Linked DNA regions of Homo sapiens: region 2 is linked to region 1. The links are chromatin loops, found by intact Hi-C in ENCODE. Cell type or tissue: PC-3. All regions are shown on one strand. Each heading gives the region's core, and the rest is flanking DNA. Links, peaks and the distances in the headings are about the cores only. Region 1 holds the start of LOC105375434. Region 2 overlaps FBXL13 (F-box and leucine rich repeat protein 13).

Evidence for each region. A loop is a pair of places that touch in the nucleus more often than their neighbours do. Peaks named below come from ENCODE experiments on the same cell type or tissue, not always from the same donor. Only the 100,000 strongest peaks of a DNase experiment are listed, where the experiment ranks them.
Region 2: it touches region 1 in a loop (2.6-fold over the local background); 1 of 110 quality-filtered maps calls a loop at or near these places.

The regions. Positions count from the first base shown.
Region 1 is chr7:103,139,879-103,145,260 of GRCh38, reverse strand. All of the region lies in intron 1 of NAPEPLD (N-acyl phosphatidylethanolamine phospholipase D), which reads left to right. LOC105375434 reads right to left here and starts at 3,495. Exons shown (of 3, transcript XM_047421168.1): 1 at 3,420-3,495. The coding sequence starts at 3,495. It also overlaps the pseudogene RPL19P12. In PC-3, for the core only: no CTCF peak of the experiment used is centred there; DNase peaks (open chromatin) are centred at 2,590 and 3,020; H3K4me3 peaks cover 881 bases; H3K27ac peaks cover 2,593 bases.
Region 2 is chr7:102,989,593-102,994,974 of GRCh38, reverse strand. The region is part of intron 7 of FBXL13 (F-box and leucine rich repeat protein 13); the gene reads left to right. Among named protein-coding and RNA genes, the nearest start is that of NFE4, 19 kb to the right of the region's middle. RefSeq lists enhancers at 2,939-3,233, 2,260-3,459. In PC-3, for the core only: no CTCF peak of the experiment used is centred there; a DNase peak (open chromatin) is centred at 3,114; H3K27ac peaks cover 3,420 bases.

The DNA of each region.
Region 1 (5,382 bases), core at 67-5,066:
CAACATTGTCTTAGTTAAGCCTGATTACGTATAGCATTATAATTTTTTTCTTTTGCTTAGCCACCCGAATACCTTCACATCTTACTTTATAATCTTCATCTTCAATTTAGTTTAAACTGCGCACACATTTATAAATTTTTTTGAAGATATGACTATGCATTTATATGGTCACCTGAGACATAGAATGATCAACCCTCCAGGTTTTCCCAGAACCAAGGGAGTTCCCAAGATGCAGGAATTTTTTTTTTTGAGACAAGAGTCTTGCTGTGTTGCCCAGGCTGGAGTGCAGTGGCTCAATCTCAGCCTACTGCAACCTCCACCTTCAGGTTCAAGCAATTCTTGTGCCTCAGCCTCCTGAGTAGCTGGGACTACAGGCATGCACTACCATGCCTGGCTAATTTTTGTATTTTTAGTAGAGACAGAGTTTTGCCATGTTGGCCAAGCTGGTCTCGAACTCCTGGCCTCAAATGATCTGCTTGCTTCATTCAGCCTCTGAAAGTGCTGGGATTACAGGTGTGAGCCACCACACCTGGCCTAAGATGCAGGACTTTAAATGTTAACACTGGGAAATCCTCAGGCAAACTAGATATGTTGATCCTCCTACCTGACAGTTTCTCTTTATGGGACTTGACTAGCCATTCTCCCCAGCTTGAAAGATAACATGTTAGGTGGTTTTATGCTGGATAAACTGAGACACCTTTTGAAAGCAAAGGAAATGTCTTCAAGGTACCATGTGTATTTTGTTTATGTGACTAAAATACAGAACCAATTATTTGTTGATGGTTCTTTTCAATGTAACTGTAAATTAGAAAAATTGAGTAATGAAAGTTATAGCATTTGAAACCTTCTTCATGTAAAATTAAAGGGGCAATTATATTTATAAGAGAACTAGTATTTATTGAGCATCTCCCAAGTACCTTTTACTTTGCAAAAGGGGAGAAAATTTTGTTGAAAGCCAAAAAAACAAAACAAAAGAAAAGGTGAGCCTTGTCAGTGAGACCATAACTGTTTGCAAAATGCTACTAACTTTAGAACCTAGGTATCTACTCAAGATAAATTTATTGAATTTTCCTTGTAGATTCAACATGATTAGTGGAAAGAGCATGGGCTTTGGCATCTGGTCAACTTGGGTTTCATCCCTAGATCCAACTGTTAACAACTTTATTGCTTTATGGAAGCTATTAAACTCTGTGAGCCTCTTTTACATCACCTATAGCATGAGGATAATAATTATCTAAAGTGCTTGGTACATAGTAAATGCTTAGTAAATGATAAATGGACCAGGTGCCGTGGCTCCTGTCTGTAATCCCAGCACTTTAGGAGGTCAAGGCAGGAGGATTGCTTGAGGCCAGGAGTTCAAGGCTGCAGTGTGTTGATCAAGGCACCCACATATGGATTAGGAAAGCTGTATTTTGGGCATTTGTTACCATTGGTGTTTTTATAGCTCCCCTAAACCTGAACCTCCCAGTTACGGTAATCGTATCAGTTAGGATTAATTTGTTGTGATTTGAAAGATTGCTCAAATATGTTTTTCCTACACATGAAAGAAGTCCAAAGTTGGACAGTTCAGGCTTGGTATGGTGGGCCCTGAAGTCCTTCTGGCTCTCCTCGATGCCATTCCTTGGATGTGGCACCCTCCTGGCTCAAGATGGCTCCAGGTAGCCAGATGCAGGACAAATCGAGAAGAATGCCTCCCTTTCCCTTAAGGAGACTTCTGGAAGCACCATAAAAGGCTCGTATCACATTGTTCAAAGTGTCACCAACCTGGCCATCCCTAGCTAGAAGGCTGAGAAATGTCATCATTTAGCTGATGCATAGTTACCCTAAGTAAAACGGGTTCTGTTACTGAGAAGAAAAGGAAGAGAAGATTTTTTTTTTTTCTAAATACATGACAGATTAAAGAACACTAGATTTTATGGCAGGCATCTTTTCGTCTTTACCACTGTGCTGCCGCTTTACCACATAGAATTTAACTACTCAATTATTCCCCAAGACTTTTCTATTTTTATTTATTTATGTTTATTTATTTATTCTTAGACAAGCTCTTGCTCTGTCACCCAGGCTGGAGTGCAGTGGCATGATCACGGCTCACTACAGCCTTGACCTCCTGGGCTCAAGCAATCCTCCTATCTCAGCCCGCCACACCTGGCTAATTTTTGCGTGTGTGTGTTTGTTTTTTTGTTTTTTTGTTTTTTTTTTTGTAGAGACAGAGTCTCACTATGTTGCCCAGGGTGGTCTTGAACTCCTGGGCTCAAGTGATCTGCCTGCCTTGGCCTCCCAACGTGTTGGGATTACAGGTGTGAGCCCCTGTACCTGGCCAGTTTTAATTTTTGTTAGCAGAGTTGGTGGGGATCTCCACTGTTGACTTTTGTCTCTCTGTCTTCTGGTCATTTTTGCTTCTATTATTTGACTCCTAGCAGGAGATCTTTTAAAAAACAATTAACTGTATCCTAATGAAGAGTGATTAGGAGTTTAAGCTCTGGTTTTTTCATTTATTCATTCCATAAATATTGTGCACTCATTGTGTACAGGCTGCTTTGTGTTATTGACAATGTGAATCATTACTGATTATATTTCCCTTTTTTTGACTTGGCTTCCTGGGGGCACAGAGTCAAATTTGTGACTCAGTTGGATTGAGTACAAGCCTTGCCCTGTCAAACTTTCTTTTTTTCTGTCACCCAGGCTGCAGTGCAGTGGCACGATCTTGGCTCACTGCAACCTCTGCCTCCCTGGTTCAAGTGATTCTCCCACTTCAGCCTCCCAAGTAGCTGGGATTACAGCCGCCTGCCACCATGCCTGGCTATTTTTTGTATTTTTAGTAGAGATGGGGTTTCACCATGTTGGCCAGGCTGGTCTCGAACTCCTGACCTCAAATGATCCACCTGCCTCGGCCTCCCAAAATGCTGGGATTACAGGCATGAGTCACCATGCCTGGCCCCTGTTAAACTTTCTACCTAGCAATGTGGTTAGTCTTCCCATCCCACTGTATAGCAGTTTCAGGATGATGCTGCCTCTCTAACTTGGAGTGCTGAACAGGAAGTAAGAGTTGGCTTTACGGTAGGCAGCTGCCAGGCTAGCATAAATTCTGGCATACCAGAAAATCCCTTTGATCCTTCCTAAATGCTTGTCTTACTTTGTGCCAAATGACTAATGATTTAAAGCAGTGGTTCTCAACCCTGCCTGTATATCAGAAACACCCACAGAACTTTTAAAAATTATCTAGAGAAACTGCCCCACCTGACATTTTGATTCAGTAGCCTCTGGTGTAGTTTAAAAAGCTCCACAGGGGAGCTCTTTCCTTTCGCTGCTGTGGCTGCAGCCTTGAGTATGCTCAGGCTTCAGAAGAGGCTTGCCTCTAGTGTCCTCTGCTGTGGCAAGAAGAATATCTGGTTAGACCCCAATGAGACCAATGAAATCACCAATGCCAACTCCCGTCAGCAGATCCGGAAGCTGATCAAAGATGGGCTGATCATCCGCAAGCCTGTGATGGTCCATTCCCCCGCTTGATGCCGGAAAAACACCTTGGCCTGCCGGAAGGGCAGGCATATGGGCATAGGTAAGCGGAAGGGTACAGCCAATGCCCGAATGCCAGAGAAGGTCACGTGGATGAGGAGAATGAGGATTCTGCACCGGCTGCTCAGAAGATACCGTGAATCTAAGAAGATTGATCGCCGCATGTATCACAGCCTGTACCTGAAGGTGAAGAGGAATGTGTTAAAAAACAAGCAGATTCTCATGGAACACATCCACAAGCTGAAGGCAGACAAGGCCCGCAAGAAGCTCCTGGCTGATCAGGCTGAGGCCCGCAGATCTAAGACCAAGGAAGCACACAAGAGCTATGAAGAGCACCTCCAGGCCAAGAAGGAGGAGATCATCAAGACTTTGTCCAAGGAGGAAGAGACCAAGAAATAAAAGCTGCCCCTTTGTGTGTACATACTGGCCTCCGTGATTACATAGATCAGCCATTAAAGTAAAATAAGCCTTTATCTGCTTGCAAAAAAAAAAAAAAAAAAAAAAAAACAACTCCACAGGTAATTCTGATGTACATTTGAGGTTTCAGGGCTTGTACCCATGTGGACTGGAAATGATCTAGGGAGGATTTGCACTTTGTTCCTTATCTGTCACACACTGGAAATCAGATCTTTCTTGAAAACCTGTTTTGGCCATGGAAAAAGCAGATGGGGGGAACAATATGATAGTAGAGTCACTTGGGTAAGAGAGGCAAGAATACTGAAATGCTTTAGGGGAAACTTATTTACTCGTGATTTATGTAGAGCTGGCCTTGCTTGCCTATTTTGCCAGCTCCCATTGTGGGAAATTTTTCCTTTGAGCAAAAGAATCTGTTTAACTGGAGCTTCAAGCTCTGGGAAAAGTGCTGAGTCTGCATGTGGCCACCATTAGTATCATGAGTTTTCAGCTTCTGCTCCTTGGGCCAGTGAAGGGAGATAAAGGGAAGTCAGGTAGATTATTATTTTCAGAATCAGGAGACTATCAATGAGTCTTCTGAGCTAATGAGAGCCTTCTGGTGACTCCAGGAGGGTTAGTGAGGCCACAAGGAACTATGAGGTCGGGTAGGAATCCTGTTTTGAATTAAGAGTTCTGCACTTTGGGAGGCCAAGGCGGGCAGATCACGAGGTCAGGAGATTGAGACCGTCCTGGCTAACATGGTGAAACCCCGTCTCTACTAAAAATACAAAAAAATTAGCCGGGCGTGGTGGCGGGCTCCTGTAGTCCCAGCCACTTGGGAGGCTGAGGCAGGAGAATGACGTGAACCCGGGAGGCGGAGCTTGCAGTGAGCCGAGATCACGCCACTGCACTCCAGCCTGGGCGACTGAGCAAGACTCTGTTTCAAAAAAAAAAAAAAAAAAAAAAAGAGTTCTGTGAATTCCAAGATCAGGCCTTCTCTTACTCAAATAGAACAAAAACACATTCCAGAGTTTATTCTGCTTCAGTTTATTCATACCATTTCCCTCAGCTTCCTTATCACATTAGTGTAGAAATGCAAAAATGGTATACATGTATATCCTACTATCTCATTAAAACTGTTACTGTTTATAGCATAATGAAACAGTGGCTTAGTTATTCAGTGCTTACTATGTACTGTGTGCCAGAGACTGGGCTAGGAATTATGAAACTGAGGTTTAGGATGATGAGGGGCAAAGTTGGGAAGCATTTATTTTAAGATGTTTTCAATTCTTTTGCCCCATCTTCTGGTAATGTGGTTTTTCCTGATAACCCATTCAAGCATATTTTAGTTATATTCATTTTTAATATGCTTTTATAATTTGCTACAAACTTTCTGCTATTCTTAAACAGAGGCTACTGAATTGAACTCAGGGATCTTAAAGTCCCTTAGAACCTCAAGATTCTATTAACCTTTTG
Region 2 (5,382 bases), core at 183-5,182, 150 kb after region 1:
TCTCAAGATGAGTTTTGAGTACCTAACTGGGCTGAAATTTAAAATAGAGTCAGGTGGCCATTTGCTGACTAGAGCTCACACACATACTCTGAGTTCCCAGAAAACCTACACATCTGCTTAACTTTGGGGTTGTCATAGCTAACAGTTTCTGTCCACGTGGCCTGAACCAACCAATAGAGTGTAGCCTGCACTGACCAATCAGAAGCCAGCAGCATTGACCAATCAGAACTCTGCAAGTGTCAACCAATCAGAACTAAGCCAGTTTGAATTCTGTATTTGCATAAGAGGACCTGAGTGGAAAGCTGGGTGGGAATTTTAACTATAAAAGCGAAACCCTCCTTTTTTCTTTAATGTATCTTTTGTTTCCACTGAAGGGTTTGTCTTCCCCGTTTGGAAACTGTTCACTGGAATAAAGTCTCTCTTCTCGAAATTCCTTTTCAGATAACTTTTTTCACATCCCCAAAGTCAGACAACTACAAAACTGAGGGCAGGACCTGGTTTTTCTGTGTCCTTGGCTAAGCTTATAGCCTCTATATCTTTTTTTTTTCCTCTTGGAGAATTCTAAAGAAATAGAATATATATTAATATTTCATGAGACAAAAAGCAATAATTAAGAATATTATACATCTGTTTAGTTGTCCTGTCCTTAAAAAAACAAGGGTAACTTTTTTAAAGTTACTAAATCTTGATATGACAGAAAAAAAAGCCAGTATTATTTTTATAGATATCCTCAAAATTTCCCCAAATAATGTGCAGAATGTTCATTAAAAATGCACAAGTAATAAGAGTAGATTTATATAATAGCATATAAACATATAAGTTAATTATTCTAAGACTAATATCTTGAATGGTTGGGTTTGTTATGCTTATTAATGTATAATAGATTTGCAAAGTTAATTTTTTAAATCATACTTTTTAAATGGCATTTAATCTGGTTCACTAACTCAGGGACTTGAGAAGGAAAGGTGTGAAAACAAAAATGTGATGTGAATTTGGTCTGAACCTTATTTAAAATGGTTAGAAGTGTTAGTTTTTTAAATAAATTGAGGTTTTTTATATACAGGCTGTTTAATGTTTTGAAGGAATAATTGAAACCAGCAATTTGGATTGGGATACAATTTGAACTTTCTTAGAATACACATAACAAACTGTAGTCTTGCATTTTAGGTTCAGTTACATCAACTCATGAAAACAAGTCAGGTTCTGTTTTGCAACCATTTTTCTTAGTATCATTTACCCGTTAGGAAATGCTGCTTAGTTAGCAGATGGTAGGGCTCATACACTATCAGTCAAACTGTTGGCCAAACTTAGAGCTAGTGGGAGGGTTGGCAAAGACTGTTTTCCGTGAAAATACAAGTTTGGTTTTTTTTTTTCCTTCTGTGTAGTTTGGCAAGCAACACAGAGAAAAGCCTTATGCTGATGAATTTGGAAACTCTAAAATAGTTAAGTAATGCAGTTTCTTAAAATGTAAAATTACTTGATTAGTTTAATAATGTAAGTGTTGCTTTAGGGTTGTCTTCATTTTAAACAACTATGACTTCTTGTTTGTAAAAGATATATGTCATGTGGACTTGCAAACGGTTATAAAATCACCTTCAGATTTTACTGTGTTGATGACTCATTTTCTCACTTGGGGAAGAAAAGAAACATGGATAGCTATTAAAACTAGTACCATGTTGTAAAAGAGCCAGATGGTTCAGGCCTGTTTGATTAAATTACTTAGAATTACTTGTAAAACAAAAGAATATTCCCAGTGACTTTTCAGATCTATGTTTTGATAACCTCAGGGGTCAGTCTGACCTCATTTCACCAATGCAGACAGTGGTTCCAGGTTTCATAGCTGTGTACTGTGTGAACTTCAGATAAGGAAAGGTTCCACAACCACATTGCTCTATCAAGGAAGTATGTGGATATTGGCTCAAGTTGTGGTGTGGGTGAAAAAGCAAATGAAACAAAACATCTAGAAGTCACTTTGGGAACAGTTGATTTTTGGTGGAACATTGCTCTACCCATAGACCTCACTTTCATCACTTTAGTCTTAATCGCTGTCTCTGTTAAAGTGTTTACAGGCTGGGCGTGGTGGCTCATGCCTGTAATCCCAGCACTTTTGGAGGCACAGGCAGGTGGATCGCTGGGGTCCAGAAGTTCCAGAGAAACCTGAGCAACATGGCAAAACTGTGTCTCTATGAAAAATACAAAAATTAGCCAGATGTGCTGGCGTATGTCTTGTAGTCCCAGCTACTCGATGGGCTGAGGTGGGAGGATTGCTTAAGTCTGGAGAGGTTGAGGCTGCAGTGAGCTGTGACTGTGCCACTGTACTCCAGCCTGGGTGACAGAGTGAGACCCCATCCCCCTCCCAAAAAGGGAAAAAGTTTACAAGTGATTTTGATCTAAAGTTTTCATGACTTTTAAATTGCAGAAGCAGTTCTATTAATTTTAGCAGGACCACCCTTGCAAAATGATCTAGCATATGAAAGACAAAAAACTATACCCCAGTAAGAGGCAGCCACATGGAAATGGGGAGAATGTGCCCTGGAGTCTGGGTGGCCGCTTCTGTCACTAGCTGTGTGACAGCTGTGGCTGGGCATGCTGCTTAATGTTTCTGTTTCTAAATTGTCTCATTTGTAAAAAGGAGATGATAGAGAATTTAAGTTGACAGTAACAAGATGTGTTTGGAAAGGTGGGTTGGGTCTGCGTTGTTGAGGCCTTGAGTATCCACTTAGGAGATGGGTTTTAACCAGTAGGCAGTGAGGGACCACTGCAAGCCAGTAACATGATGGCAGACTTATAAAGCTGTTCTTTTTCTCCCTTCACTGTTCTTCCCTCACCCTCCCCCTGCCTTGGGTGGGTCAAGGGGGTTGGATGAAGTCTGGAGGTAGACAGATTTCTCTAAGAGCATTAGGATAGTATCAGTGGGAAATTAAAAAAAAGGACCCATGTGAGAACCAAAGCATTAACAGAATTCTGGGACCCATAGTATCTGGAGTGAAAGAATGAGTGAGGAGGGTGATAGGGCAGCATTGAGACTGGGTGACTGGAGGGGTAGGAGGCTCAGAAGTAATGCAGTCAGGAGCAGAGCCAGCTTCTTTATTGATCTTACAGGCATGACTCACACTGCGCACCACTTATTCCTGACTCATGCTTCCTGTCTTGTTAAGTATTTTTCTTTCCATATCATACAATGTTCCATTGGAATGGTTGGTGGAACCTAATTTATTTTAGCAGTTTACCATCTGTTTCAGGTGGCTTGTGATTTGCATTGAAGCAATTTATCAATTAACTCAAGAGTCCGTGTTTTATGTTCCAAAGACAGCCCTCCTTTTATTGCACTACAAGGTAACATTAAACAGGAGAGAACTGCCAACTTGCTCTTTCCCATGCCTTCCCTGGTCCTATGATCTTAAATTTCTTTCTTTCTATTGATTTATTCCTTCATGTCTAAAAATGTGTTTGACTCACTCCTTTCCTATAAATCATTTCTCAATGCTGCTAAGTATTCTATTTTTCTCCTGTTATGTGTTGGCAGACTTCTTGACACTACCTCCCACCTGCCCACTGTGACACTCAAAAACTGCTTTAAACAGTCTCTACCTGGGTGTTCCAAAGGCACAAGCCAATTCATCATTACCAAAACAGAACTCATCATTTTCTTCCTCCAACCTTCCTTTTCCCCCATATCCTGTCCAACCCTGTCTCTTGTATCCTGTTTCTCAATGAATGGCACTATCATCTACTCAGCTGACTTGGCCAGAATTTGGAAATATCTTTGACTTCTCTCTTTTACCCCCTACTGCATATTTTTTTCTTTTTAGCATGTAATTTCACTTTCTTTCTTCTCTCCATTCTCTCTGGCACTCATTGTCTATTAGTGACATTACTATCAAATTCAAAGCTACTGAATTTGTCTTCTGGCATCTACTCTTGACTGTTGACTTTGACCACCTGACTTATTTTTCATTTGTCCACCAGAGTTGTCTTTCTCAGATCACATTTATTCATGTCACTTCCTGGTTAAAATCTCTCCTGAACTCTGTTGGCTTTAACATGCTGCATGAGGATTTCCAGTTCTAGCCTCCACTACCTCTCAGCTGCATTCTCCATCATTGCTCCAGACGAGCCCTTGGCTGTAGCCATGTGGAGTTACTCCATGTTACCCAAGTTCAAGGCACCCTCTCTGGCCATATGCCTTCACCCATCACGTGCTCTCTTTGTAGGCTCTCTCCTCTTCTTCCTTGCCCTACTCAGTCCTGCTTAGGCTCAGCTCAGATGTCATCTCTTCCAGAAAGGCTACCTTTGATCCTCTGTCCTCTCTCTCAGTCTTGGTTAGTTACCCTTCCTCTCTGTTCCCAGAGTCCCTCTTGAGATACTTTTTACTCTCTTATAATGGCCTATTTTGTGTTTTCTTCTTGGACTATATGTGCCTTGAGGACAGGGACAGTGTCTTACCTGCTTTGAATTCACAATCTGTAGATGCCCAATAAATATTGGTTGAATGATCGAATGAAAAATGATGTTTTCTTTTCAGCTCCACTATTACAAACTTGGTCTCATCAAGGTCCCAGGAATTTCTTAATCATCAAATCTGATTGCCTATGATCCCTTCTTGTCTTGCTTTTTCAGTAGCACTTGATTCTGGGCTTCTGTGGCATGACATTTCCTGTTTCTTTTCTCTGGGAATTATTTCTCTATCCTCAGGATAGGTTTCTTGCTCTCTCCTCACACCCAGATGTTGGCTCTGGTCTGACTGTACCTCCAGATGTTGGCTTTGGCTCTCTCTCTTTGCCCTACATTCTTACTAGGTCATGGCAGTCACAGCTAGGCTTTCACCCACCACTCTCTGGTGTCGGCATTGCTTTGGAATCATGATAAGGACATTTCCAATTTACCTATTATTTGGAAACTTTAACCTTTTAAATCTTGATGAATGTGAAGCCAGTGCTACTTATGATGTGCAGTAATGTCGGGAGAGTCAACTGGTTTTGGGGAAAGAGAAACTTAATTTTGGATTCAGTGAATTTGAAATGTCAATGAGACATTAAGTTAGAAGGTCCTAGAAGTATCTGAAAAGTAAGAGTCACTGAATTCTACATATACAGCAATTTTAGAGTTATGTGATCCAACCTCTTTTACAGGAAAATATTCCTCACAGATGTTCTTGAGGTTTTAGAGGGCACCCTCTTCCGTATCTGAGTTTGGAACCAATTGAGAAATAGAGAGATGGAAGTGGACATATTTTCTGATACAGCTGATAGGAGACTATGACTTAAGATCACTGACAAAGGATACTACTTCATTCTTTCATCCCTGAATCAGATAGACTCGCCCCTCGGTCACTGCACAGCTGAACAACTGCAGGCCTCCCTATGCTGCTGAGAGCAGACC